4 separate regions of the Homo sapiens genome follow, and regions 2, 3 and 4 are each linked to region 1. Evidence: chromatin contacts called from ENCODE Hi-C or POLR2A ChIA-PET data. All regions are on one chromosome and are shown on one strand. The core of a region is the stretch at or near the end of the contact, and the rest is flanking DNA. Distances in the headings are between cores, read along the strand shown. Region 1 holds the start of ZNF875 (zinc finger protein 875). Region 2 holds the start of ZNF573 (zinc finger protein 573). Region 3 holds the start of ZNF607 (zinc finger protein 607). Region 4 holds the start of ZNF790 (zinc finger protein 790).

The links. A loop is a pair of places that touch in the nucleus more often than their neighbours do. ChIA-PET counts read pairs that join two places held with the same protein, here RNA polymerase II (POLR2A). Pooled maps may share reads with other maps.
Region 2: a loop to region 1 is called in a map of CD8-positive, alpha-beta T cell, with 20 times the contacts of the local background. The contact joins the promoter of ZNF573 here to the promoter of ZNF875 in region 1. A Hi-C loop is called at or near these places in 1 of 168 maps with a recorded cell type or tissue (CD8-positive, alpha-beta T cell) and 12 of 50 pooled maps. POLR2A ChIA-PET finds 5 or more read pairs at or near these places in 6 of 52 experiments (CD4-positive, alpha-beta T cell, HEK293, Panc1 and 3 more).
Region 3: a loop to region 1 is called in a pooled map, with 5 times the contacts of the local background. The contact joins the promoter of ZNF607 here to the promoter of ZNF875 in region 1. A Hi-C loop is called at or near these places in 6 of 50 pooled maps. POLR2A ChIA-PET finds 5 or more read pairs at or near these places in 2 of 52 experiments (WTC11 and activated T-cell).
Region 4: a pooled map shows a loop between it and region 1 (6-fold over the local background). The contact joins the promoter of ZNF790 here to the promoter of ZNF875 in region 1. A Hi-C loop is called at or near these places in 1 of 168 maps with a recorded cell type or tissue (stomach) and 6 of 50 pooled maps. POLR2A ChIA-PET finds 5 or more read pairs at or near these places in 2 of 52 experiments (Panc1 and naive thymus-derived CD4-positive, alpha-beta T cell).

What each region holds. Positions count from the first base shown.
Region 1 is chr19:37,328,589-37,335,898 of GRCh38, forward strand. It overlaps ZNF875 (zinc finger protein 875), which reads left to right and starts at 6,061. Exons shown (of 5, transcript NM_001353803.2): 1 at 6,061-6,194; 2 at 6,581-6,669. The coding sequence starts at 6,637. RefSeq lists enhancers at 5,068-6,010, 5,806-5,915, 6,011-6,952, 6,126-6,225.
Region 2 is chr19:37,773,776-37,781,090 of GRCh38, forward strand. ZNF573 (zinc finger protein 573) reads right to left here and starts at 5,811. Exons shown (of 5, transcript NM_001172690.2): 1 at 5,769-5,811. RefSeq lists enhancers at 5,299-5,962, 5,754-6,048, 5,755-6,104, 5,963-6,625.
Region 3 is chr19:37,717,403-37,725,130 of GRCh38, forward strand. ZNF607 (zinc finger protein 607) reads right to left here and starts at 2,359. Exons shown (of 5, transcript NM_032689.5): 1 at 1,867-2,359. RefSeq lists silencers at 1,861-1,950, 2,011-2,120.
Region 4 is chr19:36,833,415-36,841,041 of GRCh38, forward strand. It overlaps ZNF790 (zinc finger protein 790), which reads right to left and starts at 4,973. Exons shown (of 5, transcript NM_206894.4): 1 at 4,923-4,973.

The DNA of each region.
Region 1 (7,310 bases), core at 4,811-7,310:
CACAGCGAGACCTTCACCAGATGCAGGCCCCTCACTTTCCCAGTGTTCAGAACCATAAACCAAGTGAACCCTTATAAATCACCCAGTCTGTGGTATTCTGTTATAGCAACACAAACAGACTAAGACAGGGACACTCAGTGAGCTCTTCTCTCTACTTGATGGAGCACTCCCTGCGTGGTGCCTTGTATTTGTAGACATGATGCTGTAAATGCTCTTTGAGTGTCTCGAAGGCTTTTATGTTTGAGGAGTTTACAGAGAAGCCCGTACAGGGTTCAGGTCCATTCTGTTGCTTCTTTGCTCCTTAGTTCCTCCCCTAATCTGATGTTAAATTAGATCATAGTGTGGTCCTTGGACCAATAGTATCAGTAGCACCTGAAAATCATGCTGGAAATACAGATTCACAGGCTGCTCCCCAGAATACTGAAGAAGAAACTCTAGGAGTGAGACCCAACAATCTGTGTTTAACAAGTCCCCAGGTGAGTCTGATGCACAAAGAAACGTGAGCTGCTGTATTAGATGGTGTTGAGTTCATGCCACCGAATCACTGACACACACATCTGCTCACTGCTTGCTCTTCGCACAGGCCCCTGGATCCTCCTGGAATCCCTGATCCCTGTTGCTCCCTTGCGGAGTTTTCTAGTCCCTCTTATTTGAAGCATGTCTTTCAGAGCCTCGCACCACCCAGCTTGGGTATCTGGTGAATTCTGTGGTCTGCATGTCCATGTTTTTGACATTCTGGGAAGGGTGGCCCAGGCTGTGATTTGCCATCTACTGCTGCAGGCTATGGATGGTATTCAGAAGGGAGGGGAGATGCTGTGTGCGTGTTCTGAAGGGTTTCCCACTAAATGGAGAGACTGACTCTCTCCATAAGTATTTGATTTTTACTTTATCTCCTCGTTGACTTCACAGTGTAAGTGCAGTTTGTCTCTACTGGGTGATGCATGCAGATAAATGTTTATGTGAACATAAGAAGTCTGCATGTGTGGGTGAACTCTCCACATCATGTCATTTATTGTCCATCATTACGTATCTGTGGTGTCTAGCACATTCCTCTACCTTATTTTCTGTCATTGTACCTACTTCTACCTGAACACGTATTAAATATCTTATTAAAAATACACAAATATTATGTTTCCTCAGTGGTTTTTTCCCCCTCACATTGGGCCCTCCTCTTCAGTGGACTACAGTGTGGTACCTGCAGGTCTCAGGCCTTCTGGGAGGTTCCAGCTTTTCCTGGATGCTCTCTCTCTCTGGCCAGCTCAGGCTGGAGCAGTGGGTGTTGGTGCCATCCTGTGGCTATAGGTGATAAACCAGGTTGTGTTTTGACCCCTAGTCTTGAATCCTGGAGTTCTCACATGCGTGGATTTAAATGCTGTGTCTTTCTAAGGGCAGATTGTGCCCATTTTCCTTCTCTGCCTCTCAAGGGACTGTTTGCTGTGTTTATTGACTTACCATTAAAAAAAATCATATACATTGATGAATTAGATTGTACTCCATAAATTATATATGTTTGAAAAATAAAGAATATTTTTTCAATTTTTTTCTGATTTTTACCTATCTTTTAAATTGTATATATTTATGGGGTACAAAATGATGTTATGATTTTTCCATACAGTGTGGAATGTTTAAGTCAAATTATCCTATCCATTACCTCAAATACTTGACTTTTTTTGGTGATGAGAATGGTGTTTATCACTTTCACTCATCAGCTCCTGATGTCTTCCATGCTAGGGACAGGAAAGGCTCAACACTTGACTTTCCCTCCTGTTTTCTTAGCCACTGTCAACCCTTGAATGTACCCTCCAGGGTTGCCTGTCACCTTTTACACCTAGCCTGATCCTTGTGCACCCACTTTCCTCTCAGGGACTGTCCTTAGGGAGTGACTTTATGCACAGACTTAATGTGCTCTTCCTGCCTCCTTCATCCCCATAAGCCCCCATCTCAGCCCCATCTGATTATTTCCTCCCTCTCTCATTTCCTGTTATTCTGTTGGTTTTCTAACCTGAAGGGTAACTGCTTACTCCTTAGTTTTCTGCCTTAATTTCTAAGTCATAGGCTACTTTCAGGCTAAAAGTTTTCCTCCAGCCATGGTTTTAGTCTCATTCTGTAAGTCTTGGTTTTTAGTTTTATTCATTTAAAATTAATCTTTAATAACTTTTTTGACTCATTGGTGACAGAGTAATTCCCTCTCTTCCCACCACACCACCCTCTGTCCCCAAGATTCTGGAAGTTTGTTCTTCCCCTTTTGTGATCATTGTTACTTAAAACTTTGAGTTTTTCAAATTAGAAGTTTCTTCTATAAATGTATATAGAGCTTGGCTGGGCGTGGTGGCTCACGCCTGTAATCCCAGCGTTTGGGAGGCTGAGGCGGGTGGATCACGAGGTCAGGAGATCGAGACCATCCTGGCTAACATGGTGAAACCCGATCTCTACTAAAAATACAAAAAAATTAGCCAGGCGAGGTGGCAGGCGCCTGTAGTCCCAGCTACTCGGGAGGCTGAGACAGGAGAATGGCGTGAACCTGGGAGGCGGAGCTTGCAGTGAGCCGAGATGGCACCACTGCACTCCAGCCTGGGCGACAGAGTGAGACTCTGTCTCAAAAAAAAAAAAAAAAAAAAGTGTATAGAGCTAATAACTCCTTGCTTTTTTTTTTTTTTTTTTTGAGAGTCTCGCTCTTGTTGCCAAGGCTGGAGTGCAATGGCACAATCTTGGCTCACTGCAACTTCTGCCTCCTGGGTTCAAGTGATTCTCCTGCCTCACCCTCCCAAGTAGCTGGATTACAGGCAGTGGCCACCACGCCCATGTGGGGAAAAGCAAGAGAGATCAGATTGTTACTGTGTCTGTGTAGAAAGAAGTAGACATAGGAGACTCCATTTTGTTATGTACTAAGAAAAATTCTTCTGCCTTGAGATTCTGTTAATCTATAACCTTACCCCCAACCCCGTGCTCTCTGAAACATGTGCTGTGTCAACTCAGAGTTAAATGGATTAAGGGCGGTGCAAGATGTGCTTTGTTAAACAGATGCTTGAAGGCAGCATGCTCCTTAAGAGTCATCACCACTCCCTAATCTCAAGTACCCAGGGACACAAAAACTGCAGAAGGCCGCAGGGACCTCTGCCTAGGAAAGCCAGGTATTGTCCAAGGTTTCTCCCCATGTGATAGTCTGAAAGATGGCCTCGTGGGAAGGGAAAGACCTGACCGTCCCCCAGCCCGACACCCCCAGCCCGACACCCGTAAAGGGTCTGTGCTGAGGAGGATTAGTAAAAGAGGAAGGAATGCCTCTTGCAGTTGAGACAAGAGGAAGGCATCTGTCTCCTGCCCGTCCCTGGGCAATGGAATGTCTCGGTATAAAACCCGATTGTATGCTCCATCTACTGAGATAGGGAAAAACCGCCTTAGGGCTGGAGGTGGGACCTGCGGGCAGCAATACTGCTTTGTAAAGCATTGAGATGTTTATGTGTATGCATATCTAAAAGCACAGCACTTAATCCTTTACATTGTCTATGATGCAAAGACCTTTGTTCACGTGTTTGTCTGCTGACCCTCTCCCCACAATTGTCTTGTGACCCTGACACATCCGCCTCTTCGAGAAACACCCACAGATGATCAATAAATACTAAGGGAACTCAGAGGCTGGCGGGATCCTCCATATGCTGAACGCTGGTTCCCCGGGTCCCCTTATTTCTTTCTCTATACTTTGTCTCTGTGTCTTTTTCTTTTCCAAATCTCTCGTCCCACCTTACGAGAAACACCCACAGGTGTGTAGGGGCAACCCACCCCTACACGCCCAGCTAATTTTTGTATTTTTAATAGAGATGGGGTTTCGCAATGTTGGCCAGGCTGGTCTCGAACTCCCGACCTCAGGTGATCTGCCCACCTTGGCCTCCCAAAGTGCTGGGATTACAGGCGTGAGCCACCATGCCTGGCCAACTTCTTGCTCTTTTTGCCACTACTTTTAAGCTGATATATTTGGAACTGAGGTAGCCTCATTCTACAGGTTTAGATCTGAAGTATTTTAACTATTGCTTCTTCCAGTGTATTTTCTGGTTTGCAGGCCAGTTTCTTCTTTAACTCATCAGTGACACAGTGGTTTGTATGGCTTTTAATTTCAAAGAATATTTTTTCAATTTGCTTTTTTGTTTTTTGCTGATTTTTATCTATGCTAATTTTAACTAGACATGTTCCCTTGATGGGCATGACTAGATTTTTTCTTCCCCACTGCGTTTATAATTTAGATGGATTTTCACATCTCAAGCCAGTTAAGAGTGTGGAAAATAGGACTCCTTAAAGCACAGATAATGACAAGTGGTTCAGATTTACAAGGGTAACTCAGGTGAGAGTGTATCATTGTACTTGGCACACAGCACTGAGTAACTATCACCTTTCATTTAAATGAATGCAGCTGTAAATGCTTTCCTAGATGTCTTGTTGATGTTTGTTAATTTCTGTAGAGTTTCATTCTGCCCCTTTCACTGTTTATCACTTGATCCTTATCACTTGAGAGTCCCCTTATTACTTGACCTGCTGTTACATTATGTTTGATTTATTACAAATACCCCATCAGCCTGGGTCTCTCTTTACTCCCTTTGTACACCTACATCTAAACATAGTGATTTGGATTATCTCAGGATCCCACATCCTCACTGTACCCCCACCCCCACCCCTACCATATCTTTCTTAAGTTTTCTAGTCCCTGCTTTTCATTTGTGCTTCTTAAATCCCAGCCCCATGCCTGACTGTGGTTCCCACTGAGTTCTGTGACAAGCATTCTACATTTATAGATATTAAATCTTTGGCCGGGTCATTTACCTGGGCTGGAATAGGGCTCTCGGCTGATCCTCCTTCCTAAACACCCTCTCAATGGGAGAGGCTGATACCCAACATGCAAACCTTGTTTTTTACTTCTCCAGGCAAAGGGATGTTGGAAGACATTCTGGAGGGGGTAGGGTGTGAAGATTTACAAATAATCTTTGAATATCTGCTTCATGATAGGTCTTGGAGGTGCCTTGTGGGTGTGGCTTTGGAGGGATGGTTACGAGGAAATTGTGGATATTAAGGAAGTCAGGAAAGGAAAAGATGACTCACTGACAATTCAACAATTGTCCTAAGGGACTTTCTGGCTGCTTGATGCCCTAGAAGCCAGGCCCTCACTTCTGTAAATGCTGGGGACTGTGGATACAGAATTTAAAGGGTCACCAAAAAAACTCAGTAATCAAGATAAACAATATTTTAATGTAATATCTTTAAAAATAAAATCAATGCAAAAAGAAAACACCCCTGTTGAACAAAACGGTCAGACTTATGCCTCCTTTCCAACACCGCCCCACCTCCACCCCACCCTCCGGAAGTTTCCTCCAAGCCGCACCTGTACCCCAGCCTCCAATAAAAACCTCGGGAATTTCCTGATCAAGCTTCGGATCCCCACCACCACCAGGGGATCTTTTGCTGTTCACCCCAAGTTCAGTCTGCATCCCCTAAAATCCTAGGGACACGCGACCAGTCTCCCCCATCTGCATTCCGGGAGTTTGCCCCAAACCAATCCTGCTCTCCGCGAAAATAGCCTTGGGGTTCCCTGTCCTGGTACACCCTCCTACTCTAGGGGACAAAGGGCCGGTGTCGCCTCCAAACTGGTGGTTCCCGCAGAGCATCGTCTCTCCCTGAGCCGCGTCTGTCCCGACCTGGCACCTGCTCAGGGAAGGGCGCATCAGGGCGGAGACTTGCGTAGTGAGCTCAGCTCACCCGCACCTTGAAGGTCAGCGCACACTGGCCACCCGCAGAGCACCGGGACCACATTTTGCAGAATCCTTCGGCAGTCCCGCGATGCCTTCGCGGTCAGCAGATCTCATTGGTTTACAGAGAAACTTGTCAACGTCACTTGGGCATCTTAAGAGTGGGTTCGTAAACTTGGTTGTGTGCGCTGTGCAGATGTCAGTCACCCTGTGTGGTGGGCAAAGCCGACTTCTCCGCCTCTGTAGCTCCGAAACTACAATCCCCAGAGGCCTCTGCGGTCACTTCCGCTCCCCTCCCTACCCTTCAGTGTGTAGCGTTGACGTCAGAAACACTTCCGGTCGGTGGCCCAGGCGCGTTAAGCTGGTTGGGACCCGGGAAGGCCTCCCTCTTAAGGTCTTTCCCACACCTCTGCACCTTGTTACCTGACTTTCGGCTTCAGGATCCGCAGCGTGCACCCGCGTTCCGTGAGTGCCCTATAGGCAGTCAGCATGCCCCTCTGCGTGTCCCTGTGTTACGGGGACGCCGGCTGGGAGCCGCAGAGCTATCTCAGAACTAGGGCGCTCTCCTTTGGGCACCTCCAGGCCATTTTCCTTTCATTCGAGCCCACAGGGTTAGAGATAAACCCTCACTCCGTTGCTTGGGGACAAGGGCTTCACTCCCTGTCCCGAGCTTGCGGCTGAGCTTGAGGGTGGCTGGGTCATCCTGGCCCCCCACTGGATGGGAATTGGCTGCTCTGGTGATTTCTGTGACATCCCAGACCCCAACTGTGGGGCTCTGGAGCGGACTGCGCTTCACTTCGTGGGGAGGGTGTTTCCACCTAGGCCACTCTTATTTCTCTTCACATCCCCAGATCTGTCTTCTGAGACTTTGCCCTTCTCCAGGAAGAGCACTCAGGAGACCAGGAAAATGGCCACAGGGCTCCTGAGAGCCAAAAAAGAGGTGAGAATTAACTGTAATTCTATCTTGGCTGTCAACAGAATGGGTCCCATTACCTTTTCTTGTCCTGGAGGCTGCCTTGTTGGTATTGGGCAAAGTCATTCCTAGCCCTAGTCATTCCTAGTCCATAGAACAAGGAGGATTTTGATATAGTCTTGTAGAGCGTCCGATTCTGTCGCTGTTCAGGGCGCCACTTGTAACCTGCACGGACCTGGTGGACTGAACAAAAGGAATAAAAGACAAGAAACAAAAAAGTATATTTGGAAGAAGGGGTCGGGGGCACTTTGTCTCTAGTGGACAAGGGCCCTGAGCTTTACACAACCCTCCCGTATTTATTGGTAAAACAGATAACAAGTTAGGGGGTGGTGATTGTCAGGTAATTGTCAGTTGGCCGTTTGGTTCGCAATTGCAAGACTGCATCCTTCCAACAATAGGCGCTAGATTTCCTGGTAGATCACTTCAAGGAGCCAGGCGCCAGGCAGTGATGGCTCTCAGCACATCTTTTGGTGGCAGTGTGCGTTTGCTCACATCCTGCATTCATGATAAACAGTTTACCGTTTAATCATATAACCTCCAGTGGAATGCTGAGTTGGTCACAATCCCTTTGGTCTTTTCGGCTCCAAACATAGTCTGACCTGAATTTT
Region 2 (7,315 bases), core at 4,561-7,060, 440 kb after region 1:
TGTTCCCAATATGACTTAATTTAATAAAATCTTTCTGCTCCTCTATTTCTCCTTCCAAATTAATCCCTCACAACTGAACATATAACTTAGGGAAAAACAGACAATGAATCTAAGCACTCCCTCACACCCCAGGAAACCCAGCTATACAAAGGTAGTTTTAGAGTAAGTCAATGGCTCACTAAAGCCAGATCCAGACAAGATAGCAAGAGGTTTTCTGGACAAGGCTCCAATTTGGGAAGGCTGATCTAGACTTGAGATTAGGCTGCTCAGTTTCTCCATGAGAAGATTCACTTGCCTTCATTCCCACCTTCCAAGGCTGAGAGAGGACTTATCGTTCAAACTAGAAGCTTCTTTTTTTTTTTTTTTTTTTTTTTTTTTCTGAGATGGAGACTCGCTCTGTTGCCCAGGCTGGAGTGCAGTGGTGAGATCTTGGCTCGCTGCAACCTCTGCCACCCAGGTTCAAGCGATTCTCCTGTCTCAGCCACCCAAGTAGCTGGGACTACAGGTGCGTACCACCACACCTAGCTAATTTTTTTTGTATTTTTAGTAGAGACGGGGTTTCACTATGTTGGCGGGGCTGGTCTTGAACTCCTGGCCTCAGGTGATTCACCCGCCTTGGCCTCCCAAACTAGTCAGATTACAGGCATGTGCTACCGCGCCTGGCCTCAAACTAGAACCTCTTCTATGGCATCAGAATCAGTTGAAATTGGTCAAAACATGAGAGAGAACACATCACAGGAGGAAATGTTTAGGCCTGGTTCTGTGTTGAGCACAAACTGCCTTGCTAAATACAAAATATACATGTAATAGAATACCAAGAAGCTATCAGATGCTAAGTAGGGAAACGTATTTAATAAAATTTAAAAATTTCAGATATACTGTCAACGGAAAATTAAGATGAGAAAACAGAATGTACAATATCATTGGATCGTTAAAAAGACAGACAAGCATTGAGGCACAGGCTATAGGACATCAATACATTGAGAAAGTCTGGTAGTTTATTTATTCTGTTACATTACAACATGATCATATGTTACCATTACTTTTCTTTTAGTTGCTATCTTGATTTTCTTTTTTGAATATATTTCATAATCATTTTAACACTGTTCATACATTAACTTAAAAAATACATGTGTACACACACACATACACTCACACACAAATTTGTATATTAAAAGGTGGGTTTATTTTGCCACTTAGCCACAGTGTCATCCAGTCTACTGCTAAACTCTCTCTCTTTTTTTTTTTTTTTTTTAAGGGGCAGGGGGTCTTGCTCTGTCACCCAGGCTGGAGTACAGTGGTGTGATCATAGCTCACTGCAAACTCAGGCTTCTGGGTTCAAGTAATCCTACTGCCTCAGCCTCCTGAGTGGCTGGGACTAAAGGTGTGCACCACCATGCCTGGCTAATTTAAAAAAATTTTTTTAGAGACAGGGTCTTACTATGTTACCTAGGCTGGTCTCAAACTCCTGGGCTCAAGAGATCCTCCCTCCTAGGCCTCCCAAAGTGTTGGGATTACAGGCATGAGCTACCACGCCTGGCCTAGTTTCACTTTTTATCTAACATCACTTGAAGAAAAAATTAGACAGTAAAAGCTTACAGAATATATTCACTAACTTCCATATAGATTCCATGAGCTTAGTTACAATGATGACCAGAATCTAATCAATGCCACGTCCACATGAATTCCCAAGGCACATCACCTGAATCTCTCTAGTGGTCTTCACTATACACTGACTTACCCGTTCCTATTTACAACTTATGGCCCTTGCTGAATTATTGGCATTTTAAAGTAGTGACTAGTCCTAGCCACAGCAACCAGACAAGAGAAAGAAAAAAAGGCATCCAAATTGATTAAGAGGAAGTCAAACTTGCTGTTCGCCGATGATATAATCATATACCTAGAAAACCCTAAAGACTTACCCAAAAAGCCCCTAGATCTGACAAATAAATTCAGTAAAGTTTCAAGATACAAAATTAATGTACACAAATCAGTAGCATTGCTATATACCAACATCGGCTAAGCTGAGAATCAAATCAAGAACTCAACCTCTTTTACAACAGCTGCAAAAAAAAAAAAAAAACCACAAAAGAAAACAAAAACAAAACAAAACAAAACAAAAACAAACAAACTTAGGAATATACCTAATCAAGGAGGTGAAAGATCTCTACAAGGAAAACTACAAAACACTGCTGAAGGAAATCATAGATGACACAAACAGATGGAAGCACATCCCCCGCTCATGGATAGGTAGAATCAGTATGGCGAAAATGACCATACTGCCAAAAGCGATCTATAAATTCAATGCAATTTCCATCAAAATACCATCACCATTCTTCACAGAATTAGAAAAAACAATCCTAAAATGCATATGGAACAAAAAAAGAGCCCGCATGGTCAAAGCAAGACTAAGCAAAAAGAACAAATCTGGAGACATAACATTCCCTGACTTCAAACTATACTACAAGACAATCGTTACCAAAACAGCATGGGACTGGTATAAAAACAGGCATGTAGACCAATGGAAGAGAATAGAGAACCCAGAATAAAGCCAAATACTTACAGCCAACTGATCTTCGACAAAGTAAACAAAAACATAAAGTGGGGAAAAGACACACTATTCAAAAAATGGTACTGGGATAATTGGCAAGCCACGTGTAGAAGAATGAAACTGGAGCTTCATCTCTCACCTTAGAGAAAAATCAACTCAAGATGGATCAAAGACTTAAATCTAAGACCTGAAACCATAAAAATTCTAGAAGATAACATTGGAAAAACTCTTCTACACATTGGCTTAGGCAAAGAGTTCATGACCAAGAACCCAAAAGCAAATGCAACACAAGTAAAGATAAATAGATGGGACTTAATTAAACTAAAAAGCTTCTGCACAGCAAAAGAAATAATCAGCAGAGTAAACAGACAACCCACAGGATAGGAAAAAGTATTCACAAACTGTACATCCAACAGAGGACTGACATCCAGAATCTACAAGGAACTCAAACAAATCAGCAAGAAAAAAACAAATAATCCCATCAAAAAGTAGGCTAAGGATATGAATAGACAATTCTCAAAAGAAGATATACAAATGGTCAACAAACATATGAAAAAATGCTCAACATCACTAATGATCAGGAAAATGCCAATAAAAATCACAATGTGATACCAATTTGCTCCCTAAGAATGACCATAATTTTAAAAAATCAAAAGATAATAGATGTTGCCATGGTTGTGGTGAAGAGAGAACACTTCTACACTACTGGTGGGAACAAAAACTAGTACAACCACTATGACAAACAGTATGAAGATTCCTTAAAAAACTAAAAGTAGAACTACCATTTGATCCAGCAATCCCACTAATGGGTATCTACCCAGAGGAAAAGAAGTCATTATATAAAATTATTTTATTTTTTTTTCAGTGATAGAGACAGGAGTCTCACCATGTTGGCCAGGCTGGTCTCGAACTCCTGGCCTTAAGTGATCTGCTGGCCTCAGCCTCCCAAAATGCTGGGATTACAGGTGTGAGCCACTGCACCCAGACAGAAGTAATTATATGAAAAAGACACTTGCACACACGTTTATAGCAGCACAATTGCAAAAATATGGCAACAGCCTAAATGCCCATCAACAAGTGGATAAAGAAAATTTGGTGTACGTACACATATATATACACTATGGAATACTACTCAGCCATAAAAAGGAATGAAATAACAGCATTGGATGCAACCTGAATGGAGTTGGAGACCATTATTCTAAGTGAAGTAACTCAGGAATGGAAAACCAAACATTACATGTTCTCATTTATGAGTGGAAGCTAAGCTATGAGGATGCAAAGACATAATAATGATATAATGGATCTCAGGAGGCTGAGGCAGGGGAATTGCTTGAACTCAGGAGGCAGAGGTTGCAGTGAACCGAGACTGCGCCACTGCACTCCAGCCTGGCCATAGAGCAAGCCTTTGTCATAAAAAAAAAAAAAAAAGCCGGTCGTGGTGGCTCATGCTTGTAATCCCAGCACTTTGGGAGGCCGAGGCGGGCAGATCACGAGGTCAGGAGACTGAGACCACGGTGAAACCCAGTCTCTAATAAAAATACAAAAAATTAGCCGGGCGTGGTGGCGGGCGCCTGTAGTCCCAGCTACTCGGAGAGGCTGAGGCAGGAGAATGGCCTGAACCCGGGAGGCAGAGCTTGCAAGTGAGCCGAGATCGCACCACTGCACTCCAGCCTGGGCGACAGAGCGAGACTCTGTCTCAAAAAAAAAAAAAAAAAAAAAGTAATATTTAAGAGGTGGTCTCTTGAAGTAACTAATACAAATTCTGTTGTTAGTCTTTTAGGATATGACTTTCAGATTTAAGCTCTGATACTTAATAAAATGTGTCTTAAAGTCTCATTGGTAAATTGGGAGAAAATGTCATTTAGCATATAAAATAGTCTGAAGATGAAGTAAAATAATCCACATAAGGCTGGGTGCGGTGGCTCACGCCTGTAATCCCAGCACTTTGGGAGGCCGAGGCGGGTGGATCATGAGGTCAGGAGTTCGAGACCAGCCTGGCCAAGATGGTGGGATTACAAGCATGCACCATCACGCCAGACTAATTTTTGTATTTTTAGTAGTGATGGGGTTTCGTCATGTTGGCCAGGCTGGTCTCGAACTCCTGACCTCAAGTGATCCGTCCGCCTTGGCCTCCTAAAATGGTGCGATTACAGGCGTGAGCCACCACACCCGGCCAAATATGAGAACGTTAATGAGATTCAGCTCAATGGCTCCCAACATCTACTGGAAAGAAAGCAGATTGGTATTAGGACATTCAGACACATTTCAGATGAAGTAAAACATACTCTAAAACCAGTAACCTTAGGAAAGAAAAAAGCCAACTAGCCTAAACATTGAGTTTTAGATGTGAAAGAATTTTTTTCCTCCTCATTAGAGTCCTTTTGAGGAATAGCAGGACCAGGGAGGGAGAAAAAAATCATGAGTTATCAGGCCTTTCCTTGAAGCACGGAATGCCTCCTTACACAATACCCTCCACGCCTTCCCTGTTCACACACTTTAACACATGGAGGTAGGAGAGAGGCTGGAATCTGGGTATGAGTTCACAGCAGGTTCCTGGGGTCAGAGCTCTGGGAAAGACGAGGTTCTGAGACAGGTAGCTCGCTCTCAGAGCTCACAAAGAAATAACCTCCCAGGCGTTTCCAATCTCACAGCAAGTCAATGCCTTCTTGCTGGAAAACTTGATGTAGAGTTCAGTATCCAACTTCCCTCTTGCAGACATTTTTTGTGTGTGTCAGCCGCAAGCAGCTGTGAGGAGGGAGGAGAGAAGCAGCAGCCGGGAACCTACAGCCAAGACTCAAAGTGACACCGCAGTGCCACCGCAATCAACGTACATGAAAAGGACAAGCACCTCATATCCCCGTCACGCAAGCACAGCCACTCACTCACCTGTCACAGCCTCACAACCGCACCCACCGTCAAGGAGGCACATCCCAGCCTCTCACACGCAGTTTCTCTGTCACACACTCTCAAACATTCCCCATCTGACATATACAACATTCTCTCACGTGCGCACTCAAATACCCTCCTCTGCTGTTCATGCACCCACGGGCCTGAGATTCCGATAACAACTGGCCGTCCACACTAGAGGCTTCCACGGTTAAAGGGCTTCCTCCACCACCCCGGCTGGTTTAGGTTGGGCTCCAACGTAACTTGATTGCCCAGAGCCCTCCCTGCGAGTACTCTGTGCCTGTTATATACTGAAATGAGTTCAACCCACCTTGCAAAAGAACCACGCGAAAACGGAAGGGAAGCCATAGATTGGGTGTTCCCGTTGCCCTCTGGGAAATGTAGTTTAAGCCTAAAGCTCCATGACCGCGGTGGCTTGTGGGAAAAGTGGCTCGGAACCCCAAATCCCGGTTAGATTGCAGGCACCGCCGGACGCTGGCTCCCGGAGGTTTTAGTTTTCCCTCTACCAGGAGTGTGAAGACACAGAGACTTATTGCGCTGGCGAAGATGGCTGAGGCGAAGGCGTGTCCGACTTGTCCTCGGAGTTCTGAGGGTTTCAGTGACCCCAGAAGGCTGAGAAGTGGAATCCGAACTCGAGGCTGCCCGAAGCCTCGGGCTGTTTGAGTGTAGAGCCGGTAGGGGAGGGCTTTCAAAGTGTGGCCGCGAGGGCGAGCGTGGGGGATCGGTTATGAGCTCCCGAGGGCGGGGACTCTGCTCTGTGTCCCCTGAGGAAGTCCAGTCTTGTTATAAGGTATGAGAAAAGTAACTTTTTAAAAATGGACAAATAATAATTGTATGTTTTATATACTGATAGGGTACAATATGCTGTTTTGATCTATGTTTACAATGCGAAATGATTAAATCAAGCTAATTAAATCCATCACCTCACTTTTTTGTGGTGAAAACATTTAAAATCTACTTTTAGCAATTTTGAAACATGCAACACATTATTTATGTAGTTGCTATTCTATGCAATCGATTAACAAAGTTTATTTCTCCTGACTAACTGAAATTTTGTACTGTTTTAATTAACATCTCCCTTTTCCCCATTTTTCAGTCTCTGGTAAACACCATTCTTTGCCTCTTAAGAGTTAGACTTTTTTAGATTCCACAAATACCACTTATGTGGTATTTGGTATTTATCTTTCTGTTACTGGCTTCTCTCACTTAGCATAATGTCCTCCTGGTTTATCCATGTTGTCACAGATGACAGAATTTTCCTTGTTTTATTTTTATTTTTTATTTATTTTTTAAAAATCTATTTACTTATTATTATTTTTTGAAACGGAGTTTCGCTCTTGTCACCCAGGCTGGAGTGCAGTGGCACAGTCTCAGCTCACTGCAACCTCTGCCTCCCCTGTTCAAGCGATTCTTGTGTCTCAGCCTCCCAAGTAGCTGGGATTATAGGCATGCGCCACCACGTCGGCTAATTTTTGTATTTTTAGCAGTGACAGGGTTTCACCATGTTGATCTGGCTGGTCTCGAACTCCTGACCTCAGGTGATCCACCCACCTTGGCCTCACAAAATGCTGCATTTACAGGCGCGAGCCACTGTGCCCGGCCGATTTTCCTCTTCTTAAAAAGTGAATAGTATTCCTTTATATATACATATATATATGTGTATAAGGTTATATACATAATATATATAATATGTAACATTTTCTTTATCCACTTATAACATGCTGGACACCTAGGTTGCTTCCGTATCCAATGCAGAATAATGCTGCAGTGAATGGTAGTGCAGTTATCTCTTCAGCATGCTGATTTCAATTCCTTTAGCTATACACCCACCGGTGGGGTTGCTGGAACATATAGTAA
Region 3 (7,728 bases), core at 1,109-3,608, 390 kb after region 1:
TCTCAATCTCCTGACCTCATGATCTGCCCGCCTCGGCCTCCCAAAGTGCTGGGATTACAGGCGGAAGCCACTGTGCCAGGCCCAAAATTCCATTTTTAAAAAATGAGCTGCGGCTGGGCGTGGTGGCTCACGCCTGTAATCCCAACACTTTGGGAGGCCAAGGTGGGTGGATCACCTGAGGTTGGGAGTTCAAGACCAGCCTGACCCACATGGAGAAACCCCGTCTCTACTAAAAATACAAAAAAAAAAAAAAAATAGCCAGGCATGGTGGCCCATGCTTGTAATCTCAGCTACTCAGGTGGCTGAGGCAGGAGAATCGCTTGAACCCGGGAGGCGGAGGTTGCAGTGAGCAGAGATCGCACCATTGCACTCCAGCCTGGGCAACAAGAGCGGAACTCAGTCTCAAAAAAAAAAAAAAAAAAAAAAAAGAAAGAAAAAGAGTTGCATATATAGTTTGAGAACTGTGATCCACCACTGTAACTCTAAATAGTGTTAAACATTAGATCACAGCTATTTATCCTGTGACAGATTCTTTACAAACATAAATCTTATTATTTGTATAATATCCAATCCCTTGGACGCTGTATAATTTTCTTAACCATTCCCATAATCTCGTTCATTAGTTTTCTGCAAAACCATTCAAAGGTATAAAACTCTTTGATTCCAGATCTAAAACCTGAGTCTAAATAATTTGGATTATGGACATCCTAGAAAAATGCAAATTAACAAACATGTACAGGAATTCTTTATAGAATTTCAGGGGGTTTGTGATGTCCCTTATGCCCATAAGGGCATTGGTCTACAGACAGTACACCAATGACCGAGAATTCCTATTTTGGAAAACTTAAATTCTGGCTCACTTCCTTCACATCACGGCTAAGTTCATATTCTTGTTGCTTTTGATCTACAGAAATCCAAAACGGAATATCCAAAATTGCCTCATAATACTTAGCGCTTATGTTTCCCCCCTCCAAGGCTGCAGGCGCGTAATTTCATACACACGACCAGAAGGAAGTATGTTGGATGGAACCTGCAATCATCCTTCACTGCAGGTTCTTGGGGTCAGAATTCAAGGCCGTGTTTGTTAAACATGTAAATGAAACTCCAAGAACCGGGAGGTGGGGGCGGAGTAACAACCCTTTTCAGGAGGGAATCCTACACTCGAAACTGACAAACCCTGCCAGACCAAATTTTAGTCAGGCTACTACACCTTCAGCTAGGCCCATCTGTACACTTCACTGTAAAATCTGGCTATAGCAAAGAACTATTCTAAGTCAGTTTAGCAAGACCCTTTCGCCTCCGTATCTTCATCCTCCACCGTCCCCCAGGTCTCTCTCTCCAGAAATAATCCTGTTAGGTGCGTTTAGTCAGAATCTTCCTTAACCCAGACATTTCCTCTTAGTAATTTCTCATCCAGTGATCCCTAACCTTCTTGGCTATAAATTCCCACTTGTTCATGCTGAATTCGGAGTTGAGCCCAATGTCTGTTACCCACTGCAAAATCTCACAGCCGGGATCCCAATACCTACCACCATGGTCCTGAATAAAGGGTTCTTTGCATGCTTTAACAAGTGTCACTGAATACTTTTTTATTTAACAGAATCTATCATACCTTTCTTAAGGGCAATTACTCTTCTAAGCTTCTCATCCTATCTGTTTCTTCTCACTGGAAATCTTCATCTAAGACTCAGTATCTGATTTCCCATTGGGACCATTTCTCTGTTGTAGTCGTACTAGGCTGAGGAAGGCACAGGAAGCAGCAGGGAACCTGGAGCCAAGGGTCAATAGACCCCACAGAGCCCAGCGAAGCACGCTTTACAAAGGACACACACGGCATGTACAGGTCACACAAGGTCGACTACGCACCCCTCACAGTCCCGCAACTGCACCCACGTCACACAGGCAAGCCGGTCCTGTCGCCGCTGCGCGGTCTCTCACGCTCCCCGCCTGTCTCCTAGAGACGGGCCCCTCCTCCGCAGCTCCAGCACCCTAGGGCCTGAGGAGGCGGGAGACTCGCCCGGCCCGCCTGGGGGCCTCCGCGCTCTGAGCGCCTCCTGCAGCCCCACTCTCACCGCCACGCAGGGTACCACGCGGGCGGCGGGCTGGGGCTGCAGAGGCTCCCGCAGTGACCTGCGCCGCCTTCTTCAGGTGGAACCAAAAGGTCCCGGAACCGGAGCCAGGGGTCCAAGTTTTCTCCGTTGCCTTTGTAATATGTAGTCCAAGCCAGAACAGTCAGGACCGCAGGTACCGGTGAGAAATGGAGTCCAGAATCCTAAAAACCTACGAGAAATACGGCAGCGACCACTTGGACCGCGCCTCCCACCCACCGCTCGAGCCCCGGAGACTTCTGGGAGTGGCCGCCTTGCCTCGAGTGCGCATGCGCAGATCGGCCACTACTGGGCCCCTGGCCTGAGGCTTAGGGTGGAGTTAGTGCGTTCTTAGGGCCAGTAGGAGGCGAGTCTGAGTAGAAACTGATCCAGGTAGCCTCGGAAGGGATCACCTGCTGGATGGGTGTGAGCTCCTCAGGGTGGGGCGCCGAAACCCTCATGGCTCCTGAGGTAGAGCCGGCCTCCTTGGTAACACATGGGACTGGGACTTTTAATACCACCCGACAGGCCCAGCTTGTCTCGTCAAGCGCTAAGTAAATGGACTCACGTCCTATATGAGGGTTTGAAGTTCCATCACATTCTTCAATACATGACATTATGTTCTTCATCTTTGGACACGAATATATTTGACTAAAAATTTGACTAAAAAATCATCTGAAGAAATAACTGCTAAATAGTTTTATTATTTTTGTTCTGGAATAGGCTTCTTGAAGATAAAATAAGAAATTTAAAAAATTTTTTTGATCCTTCATGTAATACTTTGTAAATCTTCATAGTTATTTAGAAGCATCCAAAATTTCCAAATGGTAAAAAACGAATAAGAAAAATTTTTAGGTAAGTAAATTTGGGGGAAATATTTACAACAGCTAAAACGGACAAATATTTAATAGTCCGAATTTCCTGTTTCTTTGGCTTAATAAAATATTGATGAATACAGGCTGGGCACGGTGGCTCACGCCTTTAATCCCAGCATTTTCGGAGGCCAAGGCAGGAGGATCAGTTGAGGCCAGAAGTTCAAAACCAGCCTAAGAAACATAGTGAGACACCCCTCTCCTCCTCCCAAACTCTACCAAAAATGAAAGTTAGCCTGGTGTGGTGGCACACGCCTGTGGGCCCAGCTATTCCAAAGACAAAGGTAGGAGGATCAGTTGAGCCCGGAAGTTCAGGCTTCAGTGAGGTATGATGGTGTCACCGCACTCTGGCCTGAGCAACAGAGCAAGACCTTGTCTCAAAAAATAAATAAGTAAAATTAATTTAAAAATAAAAAATATTTGTCTATACCCTAAGAGGAAAAGGAACAAAACTAAAAAATCACCATTCAAAAATACAAATAGTCAAGGAAAAAAAACTATTAAAGTTACAATTTAAGAACTTATTGATCACTTTTTCTTCTCTTAATTAGTTCTTGGATTTGTTGCTCCTGAATCTCCTGAATAATCTCTCAGAAATACCACACATAGATCAATGGATTAAATTGACTCCACATATTATTTTCTTTTTCTTTTTTCTCTTTTTGAGACGGAGTTTTGCTCTAGTTGCCCAGGCTGGAGTGCAATGGCACGATCTTGGCTCACTGCAACCTCCACCTCCCAGGTTCAAGCGATTTTCCTGCCTCAGCCTCCTGAGTAGCTGGAATTACAGGCATGCATCACCATGCCCAGCTAATTTTGTATTTTTAGTAGAGACAGGGTTTTACCATGTTGGTCAGGCTGGTCTCGAACTCCCAACCTCAGATGATCTGCCCGCCTTGGCCTCCCAAAGTGCTGGGATTATAGGCATGAGCTACTGCGCCCGGCTCCACATACTATTTTCAACAAGGATACCAAGGCATTTTAAGGAAGGGAAGAGTAGTCTTTGTTGAAAAGACTGGAATTAGAGATGCACATAGAAAGGAATGAATTGAGTTCCCTGCCTCTCACCATATACAAAATCAACTCAAAATGGATCAAACACCTAGGTGTAAGACTTAAAACAGTAGAACATTTAGAAGGAAATGTAGGCATAAATCTTCTGGACTTTATAGTCAGCAATTGTTTCTTAACCGTGACATCAGAATCACAAGCAACAACATCAAAAAAGGAAATTGGACATAAATTGTAAAACATTGTGCTTCAAAACCCACCAAGAATGTGAGAAGCTACCCAAAGAGTGAGAAAAATTGTTTGTAAATTATGTATCCAATAAGGGATTTGTATCTAGAATATATAAAGAAGTCTTGCAACTCAATAATAAAAAGCCCAACAAAAATGGGCAAAGTAACTGAATAAGCATTTCTCAAAAAAAAAAAAAAAGTATACACATGGCTACTAAATACTTGAAAACATGTTCTATATTAATCATTAAGAATATGCAAATCAGCCAGGAGCAGTGGCTCATGCCTGTAATCTCAGCACTTTGGGAGGTCGAGGCAGGAGGATTGCTTGAGCCTAGGAGTTCGAAACCAGCCTGGGAAACAAAGAAAAAGACTATGTAAATCAAAACCCCAAAACCCCAATGAGATATACTACTTAGGATGACTAAAATCAAATAAATATACAATAACAAATTTTGGATAGGATTTGGATAAATAGAACCCTATATACATTGATGGTGTCACTGGAAAATGGTAGAACTACTGTATAAACAGTCTGGCAGTTCCTCAGAAGAATGTAGAGTTACCATACGATGTAGCAATTTTAGTCCTAGGTATATTCTCAAGACAAAACCATATGTTCTCACAAAGCTTGTACACAGATATTTATAGCAGCATGATTCATGATAGCCAAAACTGGAAAGAAAACCCAATTGTTCTTCATTTTATAAGTAGATAAGTAAAATGTGGCATATCTACACAATGGACTATTATTTGGTAATATAAGGAAATGAAGATCTGATACAAGCTACAACATAGATCAACCTTGAACACTATGCTAAGTGAATGAAGCTGGTACAAAAGACCACATATTTATGATTCCTTCTATGTGAAATTTCTTCTCATATAAAATTTCCAATGTGGGCTAATTTATAGAGACTGAAAGTAAATTGTTTCCTAAATTGAACGGTGGCAGAAGGAATTGGGATGGTGGCTAAAGGCTTTCATGCTGGCGTGATGAAAATGTTATAAAACTGTGTTGAAGGTTTCACAACTTTGTGACTACATTAAAAACTACTGGATTTTACACTTTAAATGAGTGAATTGGATGGAATGTGAATTATATACAAAGTTGTTACCAAAAGAAATAAAAAAGAAATACAGAGTTTTCAACAAGTAAAAACTGAGAGCATTTGTTGTTAGCAGATCTTCTTTATAAGAAATGTTAAAGAAAATTCTTGAGAAAGAATAGGACAGAATCAGAAATTTGTATCTAAACAAGAAATGAAGAGTCAGAATTAAAGTTAATGGAAGTAAAACCATTTTTTTCCTCATATTTAGTTTCTCTGAAAGATAGTAATAATGTTATTATTATTATTCTTAAAATTTTTTGAGATACAGTCTTGCTTTGTCACCCAGGCTGGAGTGCAGTGGCACGATCTCAGCTTACTGCAACCTCCGCCTCCCAGATTCAAGCAATTCTCCTGCCTCAGTCTCCCAAGTAGCTGGGATTACAGGCACGCGCCACCAGGCCCGGCTAATTTTGTATTTTTAGTAGAGACAGGGTTTCACCATGTTGATCAGGCTGGTCTTGAACTCCTGACTTCAAGTGATCCACCAACCTTGGCTTCCCAAAGTGTTGAGATTACAGGTGTGGGCCACTGCGCCCAGACTATCTTATTGTTTTTTAAAGACAGGATCTTGCTCCGTTGCCCAGGCAGGAGTGCAGTGGTGCAATCACAGCTCACAGCAGCCTCAACTGGTGCAATCACAGCTTATAGCAGCCTCGACCTCCCAGGCTAAAGAAATCCTCCTACCTCAGCCTTCTGAGTAGCTGGGATTATAGGTGTGCACCACCACACCTGGCTAATTTTTAAATTTTTTTGCAGAGACAGGGCCTCACTATGTTGTCCAGGTTGGTCTCAAACTCTGGGGCTCAAGTGATCCTCCCACCTGAGCCTCTCAAAGTGTTGAGATTACAGGTGTGAGCCACTACGCCCAGCTCAATCATCTTTTAAGCAATTTAAATAATAAGATATATTTACCCACATATTAGTCATTTCCTATGTAGGTCCAAATTTCCATCTGATATCACTTTCCATTTGTCTGAAGAACCTTAACATTTCTTAGAGTGTAGGAAAGCATCAATCCTCTCATCTTTTAGATGTCTAAAAAAATCAGACATCCACAAATTTTCACCTTCGTACAAAAGTATTTTCACATTGTATAGAATTCAAGGTAACATTTTTCATTTCTGCGCTATACAAGAATTTTGCTCAACTGTCTTCTAGGTTATGTTGGTTTCAACAAGAAATACTTTTATTCTTGCATTTGTTCCTCTCTATGTAGTCTCCTTTCTCTGCTGACTTACTCTTTATCACTATTTTAAAGCAATTAGATTATGATCAGTCTTTGTTTAGATTTCTACATTTCTTGTGATTAGAATTCACTGAGTTGCTTCAATTTGTAAGTCTACAGTTTTCACCAATTGGGAAAATTTTTAAGCTTACTAATCCTTTTCCTGCAATATCTAATCATTTCTCCAGAGTATTTTACATCTCAGACATTGTAGTTTTCATTTGTGGATGTTTAATGTGGTTTAAAAAAACATCTCCCATGATTCTCCTAAAAGTGCTTATATTTCAGCCAGGTGCAGTGGCTTACACATGTAATCCCAGCAGTTTGAGAGGCTAAAGCAAGACCCTGTCTCTACTAGAAAATACAAAAAATTAGCTGGGCATGGTGGTGCATGCCTGCAGTCCCAGCTACCAGGGAGGCTGAGGTGGGAAGATCAACTGAGCTCAAGAGGTCGAGGCTGCAGTGAGCCATGACTGGGCCACTGCACTCCAGTCTGGGCCAAAGAGTGATACCCTGTCTTTAAAAAAAAAAAGAAAAAAAAAGTGCTTATATTTTGGTCTACCTTTGTCAACATATGAAATATCATTATAATTATTCTGATAACCTGTCAATTCTAATACGTGAGACAATTTTGATTAATCAATTTTGCTCCTCGTTATGTGTCATGTTTTCCTGGTCCTTTGCATGTCTTGTAACCTTTTTTTTTTTCTTTTTTTGAGACAGAGTCTCGATCTTGTTGCCCAGGCTGGATTGTAATGGTGTGATCTCTGCTCACTGCAACTTCCACCTCCCCGGGTTCAAGTGATTCTCCTGCCTCAGCCTCCCGAGTAGCTGGGATTACAGGCATGCACCACCAGGCCCGACTAATTTTTTGTATTTTTAGTAGAAACGGGTTTTCTTCGTTTTGGTCAGGCTGGTCTGGAACTCCCAACCTCAGATGATCTGCCCACCTCAGCCTCCCAAAGTGCTGGGATTACAGGCGTGAGCCACTGCACCCACCCGTCTTGTAACTTTTGATTGGATGCTAAACATTGAAATGTTACCTTGCCAGGTATTCTGGTATATTTTTCAATATTTTTGAGCTTTGTTTTGAAATATAGTTCACGTAACTTGAAAACAGTTTGATCTTTTTCATGGGTTCTTTTTCAGCTTTGATAAGGCAGGACCAGAGCAAGACTAATTAGTCCAAAG
Region 4 (7,627 bases), core at 3,723-6,222, 500 kb before region 1:
ATACAGGCATGAGCCACCGCACCTGGCCTGTACAATGTCTTTATATTAATTACTACAAATAGTTAAAGAAGACCTAAACAAATGAAATAATTTATCACATTCATGGGATGAAAGGCTGATAATTTTCAAGGTGTCAGTTTCCCCAATATAGTGGTATAGGAAGCTTAAAAGTAAAAGGATAGCAAAAGATATACCATGCAAATCATAATCAAAATAATGCTTAGGTGGCTATAATATCAAGACACCATAGATTTCAGAGCAAATAAATAACATGGAAGAAAGGATGGTCTTGAATACATGGTGCCAGGTCAACTGAATTTATATGAGGAAAACAAATCATGATTTCCCCTCACGACACAAAAATCAATTCCAGGTTTATATACCTACATGTGACAGATAAATATAGATGAAAATACAGAATATCTTCATACCTTGGGGATAAGCAAAGATTTGAATAAGATACAGAGTACAAACCATAAAAGAAAAATGATAATGATCAGACTACATTTTAAAAAGCAATTTTTGTTCATCAGAAAAGAGTGAATGGGCTGGTCATGGTGGCTTATGCCTGTAATTCCAGCACTTTGGAAGGCTGAGGCGGGTGGATCATCTGAGGTCAGGAGTTCGAGACCAGCCTGACCAACATGGAGAAACCTTGTCTCTTACTAAAAATACAAAATTAGCCAGACATGGTGGCGCATGCCTGTAATCCCAGCTACTCAGGAGGCTGAGGCATGATAATCACTTGAACCGGGGAGGCAGAGCTTGCGGTGAGCCGAGATCGCACCATTGCATTCCAGCCTGGGCAACAAGAGCGAAACTCCATCTCAAAAAAAAAAAAAAAAAAAAAAAAGACAGTGAGTAAAAATGCAAACCTTACGCTAGGAGACGATATATACAATACACAAAGCTGACAAGGGACTCATTCAGATTATACAAAGAACTCTTAAGGATTAACAATGAAAGACAAGTTTCCCAACAGCTAGGCTAAGAACTTGAACTGGCACTTCCCAAAGGAAGATATCCAAATGGACAATGCACATTAAAACAAAGGTATTCAAGTTCCTTAGTCATCAGTTAGGAAAACCACAATGCAATACCACTACATATCCACCATATTGGCAAACATTTTACAGTCTGACAATGCCATGTGTTAACAAGAAGATGGATCAATTGGAACTTGCATAAACTGTTGATGGGAACTTTTAACTGGTTCAGCCATTTTGGAAAACTGACAGTATCTGCTTGAGGAGATTCACATACTCTTACTCACCAATTCCTCTCCTTGGAATAACCCAATAGAAATGCATACATGTAAACACAAAATGACAAGTGCAAGAATGCTCTCTTCCTGATTATTCATGAGAATAACGTATTGTCTGTATATATGATAAACTTCAATAAAAAGACTAGGAAGAAATACAGCATATTACAAGGCAAATACAAACAAAAAAATAAGCAGAGGCCATGATCTTGAGCATGCTAAAGCCTGCAATTCATAATAAACATATAACAATCATTAATATCTGTATATCAAAGCAACAACAACTTTCATAAAGCAAAAGTTACAGGTTATATAAAATAAAATTTTGGCTGTGCACGGTGGCTCACACCTGTAATCCCAGCACTTTGGGAGGCCAAGGTGGGCAGATCACAAGGTCAGGAGTTCAAGACCAGCCTGGCCAATGTGGTGAAACCACGTGTCTACTAAAAATACAAAAAAAATTAGCCGGGCATGTTGGCGCATGCCTGTAGTCCCAGCTACTCAGGAGCCTGAGGCAGGAGAATTGCTTGAACCAGAAGTTGCGGTAAGCCGAGATCCCACCACTGCACTCCAGCCTGGGCGACAGAGGGAGACCCCGTCTCAAAAAAAATAAAATAAAATAAAATAAAATTTCATTAATACACCTCTCTCAATCCAAGACAAATCAAGTGTAAGGCAAAAAGTAAGTATAGACTGACCAGATGTTAGATCACAAATAAAAGTTCACTAAGTTCCAAAGTTTAAAAATAACACAATATAGCAAAACTGTAAATTATATTATTGGTGAAGTGGGGACCTATGTACTTTACTGGAAGTCTTCAACATAATCAACAGAGGTTGAGGTCCCCTTATGTCACAGGGATCAAGACTCCTCCACAACACTGAGGCCAAGACACTACACCACTGTATTAGTTTTCTACTGCCATGAGGTAGTGGCTTAAAATAATACAAATCTATTATCATATAGTTCAGTAGAAGTCTGAGTTGGGTCTTACTAGGCTAAAATCAAGGTGTTGGTAGGGCTGTGTTCCTTTCTGGAAGCTCCAGGGGAGAATTCGTTTTCTTATGTTTTCCAGCTTCTAGAGGCCACCAACATTCCTTGGCTTAAGGCCCACTTCCTCTATCTAGTAAGCAATGTGGCATCTCTCTGACCATTCTTCTGCGGTCACATCTCCCTCTGACTTTAAACTCAGCCAGGAAAGGTTCACTGACTTTAAGGACCCATGTCATTATATTAGTCCAACAAGATAATCGCCCCCATTTCAAGGTTCTTAACTTTATCCCCTTTGCAAAGTCCTTTTTGCCATATAAAGTAGCATCGTCCTAGTTTCCAGGGATTAGGAAGTAAACATTGGTTGCAGGGCCATCATTCTGCCTACCTTGACCCCCCTTCTATCTTAAGCTTCCTTCTTTCTGAGAGATACTCAGTGAAGGAAATAATGTATACAGTGGTCCATTTCCAAGACAAAATGCCTTGAATTGGCTTAGGTAAGCAAACTACAGAAGAAACAGGATATACTAGGCCCCTGCTTGGATAGATGATGCCTGCTTGTCAGCCTCCCGCTTTCTCCCTTTCCCCCACTTAGTTGCCTTCACCCAAACCAAAGAAGTTTAGTCTAAGATGAAAGTTTGCTAGCCTGCAAAATAGCTCATTTTGTCTGCTTTTATCAGCCTGCCCAGCTGCTTAGGTCATAAGTCAACTATTGAAGAGACCTTGAGCTAACTAGGATTGCAGTGCATTGTGGGCCGCAACCAAATGCAGCAAGACAAGCCTAAAAAAAAAACACACACACACACCGGCTGGGCGCGGTGGCTCACGCCTGTAATCCCAGCAGTTTGGAAGGCCGAGGCGGGCGGATCACAAAGTCAAGAGATCGAGACCATCCTGGCCGACACGGTGAAACCCCATCTCTACTAAAAATAGAAAAGTTAGCTGGGCGTGGTGGCACGCACCTGTAGTCCCAGCTACTCGGGAGGCTGAGGCAGGAGAATCCACTTGAACCTGGGAGGCGGAGGTTGCAGTGAGCCGTGATTGCACCACTGCACTCCAGCCTGGTGACAGAACAAGACTCTGTCTCACAAAAATCAAAAAACAAAACACCTGAAGCCCCTACCCAACAATCAATAGGCAACATCCGGGAAGATTGTGACCCCATAGTTATCAGCCTATGAGGAACCAGGGGAGGAACCTGTGCACTAGGGGATAAATTGCTTGTTGAAACTGTTGGGTGTGCCTATCAGACACTGATCTTGCAAGACCATCATTAAAAGTCTCACTTTTGCTGTTCTCCGGGTCTCTGAGTCCATTCTTTGGGACGGGTAAGTTTGTTTCTCACACTCAAGAAATCATCTTTCACTATCCCACGCTATCTCTCCAAAACTGACTTGAATCCAACCAGAATAAATGTCAATCCAACCTTGTATTTATATTTATCTACTATAAGAAGTCCCAGAATTTCTAGTCAACTGTCTTTTCGGACATTGTATACCATCAAGTCTCATTTGTCCCCTTTTCTCATTCTTCCCAACTTTCAACACTTTTCCTGTATGCCTTCATAATGGAATTCATAATTCATTAACAACCAACTCCTCTTTTATCTTCAACCACTTCCTTGAACACGCCCTAACATTCTGAGTCTAACAGAAACTAGGCTGTATCTGGAGGACTCTGCAGCCCTCTCAACATTTCCCCAGCTACAGCCTCTTACCAGTGGGTCTGAAAATGGAACAGATGGCCGGCCTCCTTGTTGTTCACTACCTTCAGACCTTTCTTCCTCCCTCCACAAACTCTAGTTTTGAATTTCCTGCCATGAGATTGTATATAACTCACCACATCTCACTTTTGTTGACCTCTACCAAACACAGGGTATTTTCCCCCTATATCTGAAATCTTCAGCTCATGGTTTACTCTCTGCAGCGCGATTACCCTTTTCTATTTTTTTTAATTCTTGCATTTTTAACTACACCCACACAGATGAGCCTTGTTTACTTACCCTTGCCTGGACTTTTCCCCCCTCTCGTGGCTCATTTCCAACAACATGTTGATGGGTGGTTGTTCCCCAGCCGTCTTCCCCAGCCCTCTACCCCAACCTGCTGCTCCATTTCTCTGCTCTAATTTACGGAGAAACTCTTGAACTATGTTGTCTACACTGTGTCCCATTCTTCTCCCCTCCTTCTAGGTTGCCCCCACTCCAATCCAGCTACGGGCCAGCACAAAAACTGCTCCCCACACATTCACGAAGGACTATGCCTGTCACTCAACGCAAAGCTCAATTCTTTGTTTTTGGCCCCATAGCGGCTGCTATCACCACCTTTACGAACGTGGTCACGCACAACGCGACGCAGTCATAATCACGTACATACAGTCACATTTAAATAGTCCATTAGGGTCACACACAGCGCCTGTCAACGTCGTGTGCGCGTGCGCGCACACACACACACACACACACATACACACACACACACACAAGCTCCCGTCGCGGCCCCAGCTCCTGCATCAATTTCACTCTCGCATCCACTGCTCCCATCGCGATCGCTCGCCCCCACGCTCCCTCGCCGGCAAAGCCACCAACTCCAAAGACATTAGCACCTCACTCCCCTCAGCCCCGGCCTCGGGCCCTCCGGAGTCATTCGGCTTCTGTGTCTCGGAATCACTCACCCGGCCCTGCGGTCCCTTGATGGTGGAAGGTTCCGCGATCTTTCTATTAACCCTAAAGGGACAGAGGGCTGACAGGAAGTTGCCCGGGGAACGGTGCACTCTGGGAAATGTAGTCCGGAGCCTGGGCCGTCTTTAACTGCCCCGGACACCGCGGTCACCATTAACGGACCCTGCATTTGAGCCCCATCCCCTCGCTGGGCAAAGACCATCGCCCACACACCGCTCACATCTGCTGCCGAGAGCTTCCAGAATTCCAGGCCGCGTTTAGGAAGCTTCAGCGGAGGCATGCAGGCTGCCCTACCTCTGCAAAAGGCTCCCAGCCCTGGGAACAGGACAGTAAGCCCAGGCCATCTTAGGCTGGAAGTAACCTTGGTCCCGACGGCCCTGGGAAATGTAGTCCAGAGCCTGGAACACTGCAGAAATGCCCCGGGGGGATGGTGCGATGGTTTTCAGTAGGAGCTCGCTGCGTGGGCCTCTGACCTATGTGGCATGGCGGGAAAGTCCTACAAGACTGTGCCAAGCGAGTGGCGAGTCTGTCCCGTCTCTGCCCGAGCCTCGGCCCGGCTGGGTGGACACCTCTTGTCCCACAAGTACCAGCCTGGGATAGAACGAAGGGGAAACGATCCATGGGACACAGCTACATGCCCAGCCCTATAGGGGTACCCTGTCTGGGAATCCATGAGAACTCTTCCTAATACCTTATTCCCATCCTCCAATCGCCCTTAAAGTGTTTGGTTTCAATTAATGTTTATAGTAACATTAGTACTGTTTTGTAAATTCCATTCATGCCATTCTTTTTGCTGAAGTACACACTTGCCAGTTTTCATTTGCTTCTCTTTTAGATGTACATCATTTCAATCTACATCTAAACTTTCTGACAGAGGAGTAATTTTTTTCAGTACTTTCAAACTTATCAGGTAACTAAAATAGTTGTTTCTTTTTTTATTGTGAAACAGAAAATACTTGAAGTGCATAAAATGTGTAAGTTCAGTATAACTCCACACAAGTGTTGGTATCTCAAGAACAAATGCCCATTCTATGTGATCATTTCTCTTTTTGTTTGTTTGTTTGTTGTTTTTTTTGAGACAGGGTCTGGCTTTGTCACCCAGGCTGGAGTACAGTGGCACGATCTAGGCTCTCTGCAACCTCTGCCTCCCTGGCTCAAGTGATCCTCCCACCTCAGCCTCCAGAATAGCTGGGACTACAGGTGTGTGCCATCACACTCAGCTAATTTTTATAGAGACAGGGTCTCGCCATGTTGGCCAGGCTGGTCTCGAACTCCTGGGCTCAAGTGATCCTCCCAAGTAGGCCTCACAAAGTACTGGCATTACAGGCATGAGTCACTGCACATAACCTGTGTGATCATTTCTGATACCCAGCTCCAGCTCCAGCTGATCTTTAGGGTATTAATAATATCTTGGCTCTTTAATAGTTTTAATCTCTCAGCTGGACGCGGTGGCTCACGCCTGTAATCCCAGCACTTTGGGAGGCTGAGGAGGGTGGATCACCTGAGGTCAGGAGTTCGAGACCAGCTTGGCTAACATGGTAAAACCCTGTCTCTACTAATAATACAAAAATTAGCTAGGTGTGGTGGTGCATGCCTGTAATCCCAGCTACTCTGGAGGCTGAGGCAGGAGAATCGCTTGAACCCAGGAGGCAGAGGTTGCAGTGAACCAAGATCACACCACTGCACTCCAGTCTGGGCGACAAGAGCGAAACTCCATCTCAAAAAAAGAAAAAAAAGTTTTAATCTTGCTGTGAAATGTATATAAATGCAATCAAATTGTACAAATTTTCTGTCTTGATTAGTTGTTAAACTCCTAACTGGATTAACCGAAAACCCCATAGTAAAGGCCTTACAGAAGGAAAGGTATGCCCATCCAGCCATCAACATCATTTTCCTGGTACTACTGGCAGGGGACCCCAAGACCAACCACTACACGCCCAAGCTCTGATGATTCACTGGGAGGCTCACAGTGAAGTGATACAAAAGAAAATCAGTAAAGAAAAAAGCGCATGGGGCAAAGTCCAGGGGAAACCAGGTGCACACTGCGAAGGGTTCTTTCCCAGTAAATTTATATGGGATTTATTTGTTCCCCAGCAGTGAGTTGTGACAATACATGTGAGATGTTACCAATCAGGGCAGTTTATTATAGATTCAGTGCCCTATGTTTTTATTGGGGGCTGGTCACATAGGCAGTCTGTGCCTAACACATACCAGAATTTCAAATTCCCAGAAGGAAAGCGGGTGTTTAACATAAACCATACTGTTTGTACAAAAAGTTTAGGCATAGTAAGCCACTTATTAGGAAGGTGGGAACCAATCTGAAATTCAAGTTCTAGATGCAAGCCAAAGACTAACCTCGCATATCAGGCCTTTCTAAGGATAAGTAGTCTCAGACCTGCTATGTTAACTAATTTCTGCTCACTACTGTCCTAAAGATGTATGGTTTTCAGCAACATCAAATTACAAGACACATGAAAAGGCAAGAAAAATCATGACACTCAAGACATAAAAGCAAAAAGCAACAACAAACAAATAGAGGTAGACTCAGGTAGGATCTCCCCAGGAGCTTGAGGCTGCAGTGAACTGTGATTGCACCACTGCACTCTAGCCTGGGCAACAAAGCAAGACCCTACCTCAAAAATTAAAAGAAAAGAAAAAGATATGATGTAGATGTTGGAACTATCTAAAAAGGAATTTA